Linked DNA regions of Mus musculus: regions 1 and 2 are each linked to region 3. A link is a loop called in an ENCODE intact Hi-C map of the cell type or tissue named here. Cell type or tissue: left cerebral cortex. All regions are shown on one strand. Region 1 holds the start of Slco5a1 (solute carrier organic anion transporter family, member 5A1). Region 2 has its middle 190 kb from the start of Eya1. Region 3 holds the start of Prdm14 (PR domain containing 14).

What was found. A loop is a pair of places that touch in the nucleus more often than their neighbours do. Peaks named below come from ENCODE experiments on the same cell type or tissue, not always from the same donor. Only the 100,000 strongest peaks of a DNase experiment are listed, where the experiment ranks them.
Region 1: it touches region 3 in a loop (2.4-fold over the local background); 2 of 42 quality-filtered maps call a loop at or near these places.
Region 2: it touches region 3 in a loop (12-fold over the local background); 4 of 42 quality-filtered maps call a loop at or near these places.

Annotation. Positions count from the first base shown.
Region 1 is chr1:12,988,217-12,992,216 of GRCm38, reverse strand. Slco5a1 (solute carrier organic anion transporter family, member 5A1) reads left to right here and starts at 1,082. Exons shown (of 9, transcript NM_172841.2): 1 at 1,082-2,637. The coding sequence starts at 1,722. In left cerebral cortex, a CTCF peak has its summit at 1,861 (motif pointing left); DNase peaks (open chromatin) are centred at 482, 1,075, 1,561 and 1,811; H3K4me3 peaks cover 1,705 bases; H3K27ac peaks cover 216 bases.
Region 2 is chr1:14,501,855-14,505,854 of GRCm38, reverse strand. No RefSeq gene overlaps it. Among named protein-coding and RNA genes, the nearest start is that of Eya1, 190 kb to the right of the region's middle. In left cerebral cortex, no CTCF peak of the experiment used is centred here; DNase peaks (open chromatin) are centred at 1,408, 1,552, 1,785, 2,085 and 1 more place.
Region 3 is chr1:13,123,466-13,127,465 of GRCm38, reverse strand. Prdm14 (PR domain containing 14) reads left to right here and starts at 303. Exons shown (of 8, transcript NM_001081209.2): 1 at 303-356; 2 at 1,610-2,300; 3 at 2,794-2,847; 4 at 2,946-3,103. The coding sequence starts at 1,631. In left cerebral cortex, no CTCF peak of the experiment used is centred here; DNase peaks (open chromatin) are centred at 1,412 and 1,830.

The sequences.
Region 1 (4,000 bases), 140 kb after region 3:
CGGAGCCCAAGTGCCGGCTTGCAAGCCACTGGCAGTCCGGTCCTGAACAATACTGGGAGATGTTGTAGCCGCCTCTCTCATCTTTTTTCTTTTCGCAGCAGCATCACAAAAGCTCAGAACGAAACCCAACGCAGCAGAACCCCAATGCCTCCCATCTGGTGCACTTCGCCGCCGGGGCAGGAGGAGTATAGGGTTCCCCAAGATTAGGGATGGGGTTTACAGCGGAGGCGCACCTGTATTAGCGCTCGCTGAATTCAAACCAAGCGCTGGCTCGCACAAAGTGAACTCGTGTGTGTGTGTGTGTGTGTGTGTGTGTGTGTGTGTGTGTGTGTGTTATACTTCAGGCCTTCGCACACCTCACGCTCTCAGGGTGTGCTTGGCAAATAGCACACCTCCGGGCCGGCGTGCCTGTGTTGAGCCGTTTCGGTGGGCTCCCCGCGCACGCTGTGCCAGCTTGCCAGCGTCTCTTTGTTTGGTGTGGCTTCACTCAACCATTTGCAAAGCAAATTGATTTTCGGTTTCGCTCAACCTTGCGCTCTGGGACTTAACGTGGGCCACAGCCTCGAATGCCCTCGTTACTTGTAATTGAATATAGTTCTTTCCGGCAAGGGGCTATTTTTAGTGTAGAGAATAACCACGCAAGCATGTTGATCCCCTCCCCCCACGCGCTGTCTTTGACTTTAAGTAGGTGTTTGATGGAGCGGACGCATTCACATCTCGTCGCGCACACGTGCCAGTGTACAAGTGTGCACACATATTTCTACACGTAGTTTTCTTTCTACCGCTTAAAAATGTATTTTAAAATTTGAGACCAGGAATGTATTGTGTGCTTGTAAAAGGAAAAAAAAAACTTTCCTTTGTTCTTCTGGGAATCTTCTATTTTGAGTCATGGAGTAGGAGTACCAGAAGGTTGCTATTAGTTCACTCGAATAAAAGACACTGCCTTCTGAGTCAGAGCTGCCAGGCTGATAATTATTAACATATAAAAGCAAACGCACTGTTTAAGGCAAAAGGGGCGGGGCGGGGGCAGGCCCGCCGCAGACAATGAGCGAGAGTCTTGGCGGACCGCCTGCTGCTCATTGTTCCGGGACTTGAGGCTGCAGTCTCTGCAGGTCCCTCCTGCACGGTTCAGCTCCTGGCTAGCACCTCGGTCCCTCTGGGGTCCACGAGGTTACTTAGCACTAGTCACCGGACCCCGGGTTGCCAGCCCCAAGTGCATCCGTCCCTCTGACCATCAATTCTCTGCTTTACAGGTCGGCAGCTTCACGACCCTGTGTGTCACAAGCCTTGCGGTGGGCACCGAACACCCCTGGAGCCACAAAGTGGGATGTTGTTCGGACAGTTGCGCTAAGAGACCCCACACTGGGCCCAGGTCGCTCTAGCTTCTGGCCACCGTCTGAGAGGCGGCGGCGGAGGGGATGAGCACCGGACGCGCAAAGCGCCTACCGCGAGCTATCCCTGAGAGTGGACACCAAGCAGGACTCCTCGAAGGACCGCGTGGACCTTTACCTCCCCCGGTACAAGGTGGCTTCTTGTTGTGCCTCGGGTCAGGATGCTCTGGGCACCTCCCTGCTGCTGAGATGTTTTGCTTCCAGGCTCTGCCATCCCCAGCCCGGGTCTCAGGAGGAGACGACTGAGTGGGCCGGGCATCAGCCCCTCGTTCAGGTGGATGAAAAGTGCCGGAGGCCTTATATGGAATCAGCGATCACATTTTAAGAGCCATGGACGAAGGGGATGCGCAGTCTCGGGCCCAACAGCAGCTAGAGGCACCGTCTTCGGTTGGAGCTGTCCAAGAGAAGTGCGAGTCAGAGTCCTTCAGGTCTAAGAGTTTACCGGTCCTGCACAGCGCCTCCTGCCGGCAGAATTTCAGTGCTGGGAATGCAGATGGCAAACTGGCCTTGGGTTGCAATGAAGCTCCAGGTCGCCAGGAGACGCATCTAGGACGGAACTTGATAGTCCCCAGCCCTTCTGCTCCATCCACTTCGGCAGGCACTACAACGGAACTCATGGACTGTAACCACAGGATGGACCCCAGCAAAACTGTGTCAGTATCTTCCACTTTGGCCACACTCCAGGAGAGAAGGTGTCTCTACGTGGTCCTTACGGATTCTCGCTGCTTCTTAGTGTGCATGTGTTTTCTGACTTTCATCCAGGCGTTAATGGTCTCTGGGTACCTGAGCAGTGTCATCACCACCATCGAAAGGCGCTATAGCTTGAAGAGTTCTGAGTCAGGGCTGCTGGTCAGCTGCTTTGATATAGGAAACCTGGTGGTGGTGGTGTTCGTCAGCTACTTTGGTGGCCGTGGGCGAAGGCCCCTATGGCTGGCAGTGGGTGGACTTCTTATTGCCATCGGGGCTGCGCTCTTCGCTTTACCTCACTTTATCTCACCCCCCTATCAAATCCAAGAGTTGAACGCTTCGGCCTCCAACGATGGCCTTTGTCAGAATGGCAACTCCACAGCCATCTTGGAGCCTCCTCCCTGTCCCAAGGACTCGGGAGGAAATAGTCACTGGATCTACGTGGCTTTATTCGTTTGTGCACAGGTTCTCATTGGAATGGGCTCTACACCGATTTACACCCTGGGACCAACCTATTTAGATGACAACGTCAAGAAAGACAATGCATCCTTGTACCTAGGTAAGACTTGGAATTCTCAGGCATGTAGTTGGCTCACAGTGACATTCTTTTTCTTCCCCAGTCACAAAGGAACACAACCTTTTGTGTTTTCAAGTATATTAAGCATTATGGTTCATTCCTTTTGAGTCCTGCTTTTGGTGTAGTATGTTTTCAGTTTGGGATAAAGAGCTCTTTGAAATAATTTCACAGTTGTCTTTTCTCACCAATACAAAGGCTGAAAAATAGGACAGCACAGGGCCCGTTCCTCTTGTTGTTCACTTTTGGGGAACCTCTATTTGTCAAGTTTATCTTCTAAGCTTTCTTTCCAAGAAATGACCAGAAAGGAGGAGAGCTCACCAGCAGTTTTGAGTCATTGCTTTGCATTGTTACATCTGTTTCTCATCCCTAAAAGCAGATGATGGGGTAGCCAGACCACATATGCTATGTCACTTCACTTCCAAACTCTATTCTGAACATGTCTGATCACCCAGCACCAACAAAGCCTGAAAAACAGTAGATGAATAAGTTATGTCTGCCCACGAGGAAGCAACAGCATGGGCCATGGATTTATCCAAGGCTGTTTTCATTGGGCTTAGAAGACCTCAGTTACTGGAGTTTGTGAGAGTTCATTACTGTCTTCTGAAGAACACAGGCTCTTGGGTTTCATTCCTTGCCTTTCATTTAAGAGCACAGCAGACAGAGGTGTTTGGGATAAGTTCCGGGTATCCATGGGAGGTCAGCCAGGTATGCACAGGGCTAACCGAGTTTCTAGATGTAACTTTGGTGGTTGTCAGCATCTCTCTGTAGTTAGTAATTGCTCCTTCTAAAGTGCACTAAAAGATGGTTTTGAACCCCTGGAAAGGATCAGTGTTGTTAGACCAGTTAATTGCTCTCTGTTCTGTTTTGCTGGAGTCCACCTAACACTTAAAACACCTAAAGGCACTCTGTGTGTGTGTGTGTGTGTGTGTGTATACATCTGTGTGTACACCACAGGACAACCTTGGATGTTGTCTTCTCTCTCTCTCTCTCTCTCTCTCTCTCTCTCTCTCTCTCTCTCTCTGTCTCTCTCTTTCTCTCTCTTTCGTTCCTGGCTTAGAATTCACCAAGGAGCTCACCTATGTGGCTGTTTAGTAACTTCTTAGCTATGTGTTGGTAGATTCCTTGATGTCTGAATGAGATTTTCCAAGAGAGTGAAGAAGATGGTCAGCTTAGAAGGGCTGTACTTTGTCTTTAGTTTACCCACTGCCCTTGGAGTTACTAACTTAACTTTGTTAGTAAATATACGCACAAATGGTAAAATAAGTATCAATATACCCACTCACTAGACTTAATAATTCCTTATTTTATCAACTGTGTATGGTGGCCAATACCTGTAATTCCAGCA
Region 2 (4,000 bases), 1.4 Mb before region 3:
GCATTTACATTTCATGTGTTTTGCTTTTCCTAACTGGAAGAAATCTCTCTCTCTCTCTCTCTCTCTCTCTCTCTCTCTCTCTCTCTCTCTCTGTCACACACACACACACACACACACACACACACACAGTGAGGGGGTCGGTCTCATCTGCTTTGAGGCCTCTGACTTCTCTACTTCAGTGATACATAGTAATGAAATTTTAGTGACCCCCAAATATAATCAACCTTGAATTTCTTTGGGTATTTACATCGCCTAGGGTTTTTACTGCAGTTTTGCCGACATGTTTTGCTTAATTGAAGCCATGCCAGAGAAGAAAAACAAAACTCTGTTTTTGTTGGGAAATCATTTTTTTTCTTTTTTCCTAAGCCCTCAGTGTGATAGAAAGGGTAGTAGTCTCACAGATTTGCAATGGAGTGTGTTTGATTTTAGCTTATCGAAGAATGCAGCTTTGTTGACAATATTTGTCTTTTTGACTCACAAAAATATGTCCTTTCGTTAAAAAATTAAATTAGTGAAACAACACAGCTTCCAGAAGTAAGCCACTCCCCCGCCTACCTGTTTTTAAAGACGAAAAAGCTACCAAAAATCTTCATTTTCTCTACTTCTTAAGAGAAGAGAGTCACTATTAATGAATGAAATTCGAATATCCTGTTTGAGGAAGTAGACACATCTTTTAATCTTGAGTTTAGACAAAGGCGCTGTTCATATCTCTTTGGGGGAACTATCTCCCGCATCGGAACAGCCTTGCCAACAGCATCTCTCTTTGAGATGCCTCCGAAGTATCCCACAAACATTTCCAGTGTGCTGCTGCTGCTACGTTTAACACCGTGTGTTGAAACCACTGTCATCTAGTTTCCACTTTTATCAGACAAGCGGGGCTGGAAAGAGCTAAAACAATATATACTAGAAAGGAAAAATAAGGAAGGCTCAGACTATCCTCATTCCTACTTTCACTTCTCTCCCCTCCCCCCGCCCCCTCCCCCTCCCACCCAATTTACAGAACCACGTGTGGGCTTCTACTTCTCCAGCTGTTCTCCAGTTTCTTATACAGTTTGGGTTTGGGATTTTTTGTTTTCTTTTCCTTTTTTTTCTTTTCCCTTTTCTTCTCTCTCTCTCTCTCTCTCTCTCTCTCTCTCTCTCTCTCTCTCTCTCTCTCAGTAGTAAGAAAACCAATGCAGAGTGAGAAAAAGGGTCTGATTTCGGATTGCAGAGCCACCAGAAAGAGCTACAGGGCCCGCTAATCAGGACTTGCTGGCCGAGCTGATCCCCTGGGATGCGCTGCTGACTACCGAGAAAGTCCCAGCCTCCTAGCTTGGAGGGAACAGAGAAGCATTGAGCAAGAAGCTAGGTTTACACAGAGAGGACTAGAAATCAACAAAGGAAACCCTCCTGTCTGAGGTGAATTTCACTTAACTATCTGCATCCGGCTGGAGTCCTTTGGTCTTTGGTCCAGGACGAGTCCTTCGTAGCTACAGAACATCGTGCGACCCTCTGCCCTACCCTCCTCCTCCTCTTCTTCCTCCTCTTCCTCCTCTTTTTTCTCATCTCAATTTTCAAATGGGTCAACTATTACTGATCTTGCAAGCTACCTTTCCCAGTATTTCCTGCACTATACATTTTTCGTTTTTCCGGAGCAAACGGTTTAATCAGCACTTTTAACATGCAATTAATTTTCAAAGTGTATTCATGTCCCCTTCTGTCTGAACTCTCTGGAAAGCCACATTCAACACCACAGGTAAACACAACACTTCCAGTTTGCCTCTGTAAATGTAAATTAGTCTGATTGCTTGTCAAAATGCAAGTGCTGCAGGATCGCAACCCAGGCTCATTAAATTACTGACTTCAGTCTTTAAGGAATCATACATAACTTCGAAGATTAAAACACGCTATGAGCAGCAATTACACTTTTTTTGTTGTTTGTGAAAAGCTCAGAGTCCATGCAGCATTTTACCCTACCCGATTACCAGTGGTTCTCTTAGATCTTTGTCAAGTAATTTGAGTTTTACTTTTGAAAATATAGATTCGATCGTTTAAGAGGAAAATGTCTCTAACGTGTTGTGTCTGTTTAGGTTGGGCGCTTACTTCGGGATCTTCAGCAAATTAACAATTAGAAATCTGGGACAAAGATTTCAGGATTAAAACGGCAGGAGTATTCAACATGCTTTGTGGGGATCAAACTAAGAGGATGAAATTTGCCCCCTCTGTTCAAGCTCACTATACATTATATATGTTACAGCTGTGATTCAGATAATCCACCGTTTTAGTATCCTGTTAATGCTTGGGTGAAGTGAGTCCATGAAGCAGAATTCAGTTCTGATCCTTAAAGGACAGCTTAGGAATTGCATGTGTCTAGTGTTTGAAAAACAACCACATGATAGCAAGAGTAAAACATACCACCCAGCCAAGCAAGCAGACAACAAAAGGAAAGCAGTCAGTCTCAATCAGCACGTGCAATCTCTGCAGATCGGACTAATACTCCCAGGCACATTAGGTTTTCATTAGGGAAACTGGCCCTTCAGAGTGCCTCCCAGAACATGTCCAGAAATGAAGACAAGTGCTCTGCTGGAAACATAATTTGCCTCACCCCAGACATGCTTTGCTTATCGGACAGGTCATTTTGCTCTCTGCCTGCCACCACTCCTTTGGCACTAATCTTGGCACTTGGGTGGGTTCTGGTTTGGCATGGAGGACAGGAAAGTTTGGAAATGATCTTTATTGCTCCCTCTGATACTGGCCTTCAGGAGTGCTGCAAGTCAATGCACTGCTGCTTATTTTGTCCAAATGAGTGCCCTTCCACAAGCCATGCTTTTTAAGAAAAAGTCCTGATTGTTAAAACTGTAAGAGAGCTCAAGCTCTCAAAGATTTAGTTTTCTTTTTTATGGTAACAGAACTTAGAATGGAACAGGGTTGGGTCTTTGTTGTTGCTATTGCTTTTTTTATAAGAACTTACAACTTTAAACCAAAGTTTGTGTGTCTGTGTGTCTGTGTGTGTGTGTGTGTATAATTAGCTATCTATCAAATAGCATGGTAAGAAAGTTGTAATCAAAATTAAACCTAAGTAAATTCCAGGAGTATGTGTGGGGAAATAAATAGTCTAAGCAGCATAAACTCGAGATCTAATTCATGTTTTTCATGAATTCAACCTCTTCATTTACTGTAGACACTGGGGAATGCTTGCATAATACATACTCATTTTCTAAATCATACTCATAGGACAATATATTAGATATTTTTTGAAGTTCGCTTACAATTTTATTCTATATGGGTGATAAGAAAAAAAATTGCCCTACGTGTGTCGGTTACACAACATCATAGAACTTTGAACTGAACAATCGTGCCATTGCTTTCTGGTAGGAGAAGGAAACAGGATGGGTACATTAAGGAATGATACTCCACCAAGGCTCATGTTAGATAGTAACTTTTTACAGGGAACATCAGGCCAAACATGGGCATATTATTAGGTTGCCTTATTTTGGAAAAGGCAAATTGGAAGCTCTAGAACTTCCCTCTTTTTGAAATCAGTCATTGACAGTCAAAAGTATTCACACACACACACACACACACACTAGTAAGCCAGGAGGATGATTGGGGTGTGTGTGTGTGTGTGTGTGTGTGTGTGTGTGTGTATTTGCAAAGAGAGAAAATAAAATGAGAAAAGGAAAATTGTCAAATTAGGTTTAAAATACAGAAATATTATATTTCAATAACTGGAAATTTTATCTAAGACCGAAATTTCAATATTTTGTTTAAAAAATTAACTAAACATATACTAGCATTTTTCATGGTAATTATTTGTGAGACATGGGATAAGGGTAAATTGACCTCAATTCTTTTCCCAGGTGGGAATCAGTTCAGGAATCCTTGTCCCTCACTAAGTCTTAGTGCAGAAAGACAAAAGGAAACTCCCCCTCTGCTCATTACAGCCCAGGTCCTTTCCTGTCTACCTCAAGACCCTGGGACATTATTAAAGAACTTGGTGATGTCCTTTGACATTTTTATA
Region 3 (4,000 bases):
CACTATGATTTCCTGACGTTGCTAGACTGAATCAACAACAACAACAACAACACCTGCCTGTGCAAGATGGGCAATCGCACTTCACAGGATTCCAGGGAACGGTCAAGAGAACTGTTAGGTTAAGTGGGTGATCTCTGGGGACCTGGGGAGGAATCCAAGCGCTCGCCAATGAGTGTGGTGGGCGGGGAGAAGACTATCAGGGGACCTCCACAGGCCTGATCTCTTCTACTGCCTCCCTCTCCAAGTACCCTGAGGCCGGATCTGCACCCTCCCTCTTAAAGCCTGCACAGCCTTCGGGGGTTTCAGAAGTCTAGGGTCCCGAGACCCAGCGGGTGCCGCCCTAGCCTTGGCCTGAGGTAGGTAGGTCTTTGGCCCGCTGGAGGGACCTACCCCGAAGGCTACAGGCTTCCAGCACGGCTGGGAACAGTGCTCTGTAATCGCTTTCAAAATTCGTTTTGCAGTTGTTTGGTTGTTTTTGTTTTTTCTTTGTTTTACTTAGTTAGTTGTTTTTGGCTTTGTTTTTGTTTTAAACTTCGTAATTGGATTTTGGCTTTCCACCTCCGGAGTCGCTTGTCTTGGGAGTTAGAGCCTGCGCTGTTCGGGGCTCAGGGGGAGATAGACGGAGAGGCCTGTGTGGTGGCTGACCTCGCCCCCTGACCCTATGTTCTTTAACATCTGAGTCACGACCCGGGTTGTTTTCCTTATTGGACACATTGATCCCTGATCTTAAAATCCTCGGACCCTACGGGTCTTCACTCCTTAGCCCTGCTGTGTGGCTACTGAGAAAGAAGCATTTCGGGGGCCAGGGCCGCCGCGGCCAGGTCGGCGACAACCGAGACATCTCTCTGCTGCCTGGCTTGGGACTTGTCATCCCGGAGTCTCCAGAGGCGACCTAGGTTGAGATGGCTAGGGTTGCCAAGAGATTGGAGATGTGGCGGGAAGGGGCGCTGGGCGTGGGTCTCTAGAGGGAGGACGAATACCGCTCCGCTCCCCTCGGTGCTGTTGGGACCGCCGGGGTCGCTGACGTTTCGCTAAACTCCTTGGGGTGCCGAGTCGACTCAGAACCCCTTCTGCACTGTCCCACCGAGAGCGCACACTTCTCCTATCTCGGCTGCATACTCAAGAGCGCCTGAAGCCACTGCCTGCTCCGAAACCGGTGCAGGGTCGTGCCCTAGTAGCTTGGCTAAAAAAATTATATTAAAAAAAAAAAAAAAAAGACGCTCGTAGAGACCTAGGCGGGTGGTTCGTTTTGTTGGGCTGATAATTAAGAGAGACGGAATTGAAACCCGTTTTGTAGGAGCCGGGTTGAGGGCTTGGGAGCGGGGGTCACCGGCATTCCTTAGTCAAGGTGGTTTAGGGAGCAAAAGAGAAGGCGACCTGAGCCAGCACCTTTCAGTCGGGTGACACCAAGGCAGATTTTCGTTAGAGGTTTGAGACGTTTGGCTTTTTAGTTCGGTTTGGTGTGGGAGTTTGTGCCTTTTGTGTTACTTTTTTCGAGCTAGGATTGGCGGGATCGAATTGGGAACTTTGTTCATTGACTTTGATGGGGTGGAGGGAAGTAGTTAAGATCACCTAGGACCCCTCACTCAGCCAGCTCGGTTTCCCACAGATCCGCAAAACTCAGCTTGCGATGGCCTTACCGCCCTCTGGTGAGACCCAGTCCCAGGACAAGGCGAACTACCTGCCCCAGAGCAACCCTCACCACCTGACTACCTACTACGCGCATGCCCCAGGCTACAGTCACTTTAGGAACCTCGCCACCACCGAGGAGGAGTTTCAACCTTGGAAACTGGCAGCTGCAGTGCTTGAGTCCCAGGCGATGGCCCCTCTTGATGCTTTTCGGATGACTGCTCCCTTGTTGAACCCGGGTCTGGCTGTTCAGAGCGAGCCGCTCTACAATCTGCCCTGGTACAAATTGTCACCATGGAACCGAATTCCTCAATTCACTCCCGAAGTACCACGATTTCTAGACAGCACTGAGCATAGGAGCAGCGGTTCCAGCAACCAAAATTTGGTCCTCGGCGGCGGCGGTGGCCAAATCAGTGGTCAGAGGTGGGAAGCTGAAAATTTACTTCTGCCATCCCCGGTAATTGCTTCCCTACTACCTGATGGAATTAAGTCGTCCCAGTCAATATCTGTCCCCCAAACCTTGAATCAAGAGGGGAAGCTGCCGTTTTGCGGCTTCAACTTCACAGAGGAGGAACTGAGCTTCGTTCTGTATGGAGCCATCGCTAGTCCGGAGCACCCAACCGACTTACAGCATGCAATTTCAGGCATCCTGGTTCCCACAGAGAGTTCTGGTAAGGAAATCTACATTTTGGGTCTGGGTTGGTTGGTACAGGTCCGGACCACGCAGTATTAAAACATGGATGTATGTTGGGGCGAGTGTCTCTCTAAACCGCCTTCTCTGCTGGCTTCTCATGGTCCTCCTTGCCTAACCGTGTAATTCCTGAGATTGCTTTTAGTGAGCTCTGAGGACTAAGAGCCAAGTGGTTTCCCTCGGTGGCTTTAGGAATGTACAAAGTATCTACATGATGGTCTCCAGAAATTCACACCTGGCAGCTCTTTACCTCAGAAAGCATTGTCTCTGACTCTCAAGTTTGCAAAATGGAGTTCATTACCCACCAAACCTCCCCCAAAGGGTTTTTTTGAGGCTCAAATGAGCAACAGTGTACAAAAAGCCTGTGTCAATGATACAGCAGCAGTAAAGGGTAGAGGATAAATGTCCAATGTAAATCCTCTCTAGGGACTGAGGGAACCCTGTCGGGAAGGCAACTCACTGTCTTTTTCTAGGGTCTAATCATCTTCATAAAACCCTGGACAAAGACTCCCTCCAGCTTCCGGAAGGTAGGCTGCACTCCTTGCCTGGATTTATTTCCCACAACTAATGTTGACTCACTGCCCAGGCTCATTCTCCTTTCCTCTCCTGCCTCGGGTTCACCTAGGTCTCTGCCTCATGCAGACCTCATTTGGTGATGTGCCACACTTTGGCGTGTTCTGCAGCGACTTCATTGCCAAAGGAGTGAGATTTGGACCCTTTCGAGGTAGAGTGGTCAATGCCAGCGAAGTGAAGGCACACAGGGACAACTCTCGGATGTGGGAAGTAAGTGTGTTTCTGGGGGTGGGGGGTGCTGAATTTGGGGAGGACGACCTGAGGTTGGGGGAGGCGGTACCCTTGAAGGCCTTTATTGAGAAAGACATTGGTGTTCGCTCCAGCAGGACCTCACTCTGCATGAAATCCACGTTGTAGTGGGTGAAGCAACTTTAATCTGTACAGATCAGACATGGAAAGTACATTTAAAGAATTACCACTGTGTGTTTTATTTACAGGCAAACCAAGTGTTTTAAATATGATAGAGTGTTAAAAGCATGCTACAGGAAAGAAAGACAAGTTTTAGACTTTCATGTTACTTTCTTGTAAAATTAGCCAAGGATTAACAAAACAAATAAAGCAAGTTAGTGCCTGTCTAAGGGAGGCTGCTGAGACAGCAGCTTCTCGTTTACAGGACCCACTTGTCAGAATAACCAGGTAACTTAAAATCTGAAAGCCCTGACCCTGGACTTCTAGCAATATACTTTAGGATGATAACCTGTGATTTTGGCAATGTGGAAGAGCTGAATTAAACAGTAATTTATACTAAACTGTACTTAAACTAAGCTGCGGCACTAGCTGCCCGATCCCACGCCTCCACACTGGGCAGAAGAGAAAGAATCCTCCGCAGCTCATCCCAAAGGGCTGGGCTCAAATAAGACCTAGTTAGTTCCCTTACCCTTGCTTATAAAACTAACGTACACCACAGTAGAAACTCAGGGATCGAGAATGTGATAAGGGCATGAATTCATTTTTAAAGTATGTTGTTAGCCAGGCGTGGTGACGCACACATTTAATCCCAGCACTAGGGAGGCAGAGGCGGGCAGATTTCTGAGTTCGAGGCCAGCCTGGTCTACAAAGTGAGTTCCAGGACAGCCAGGGCTATACAGAGAAACCCTGTCTCTAAAT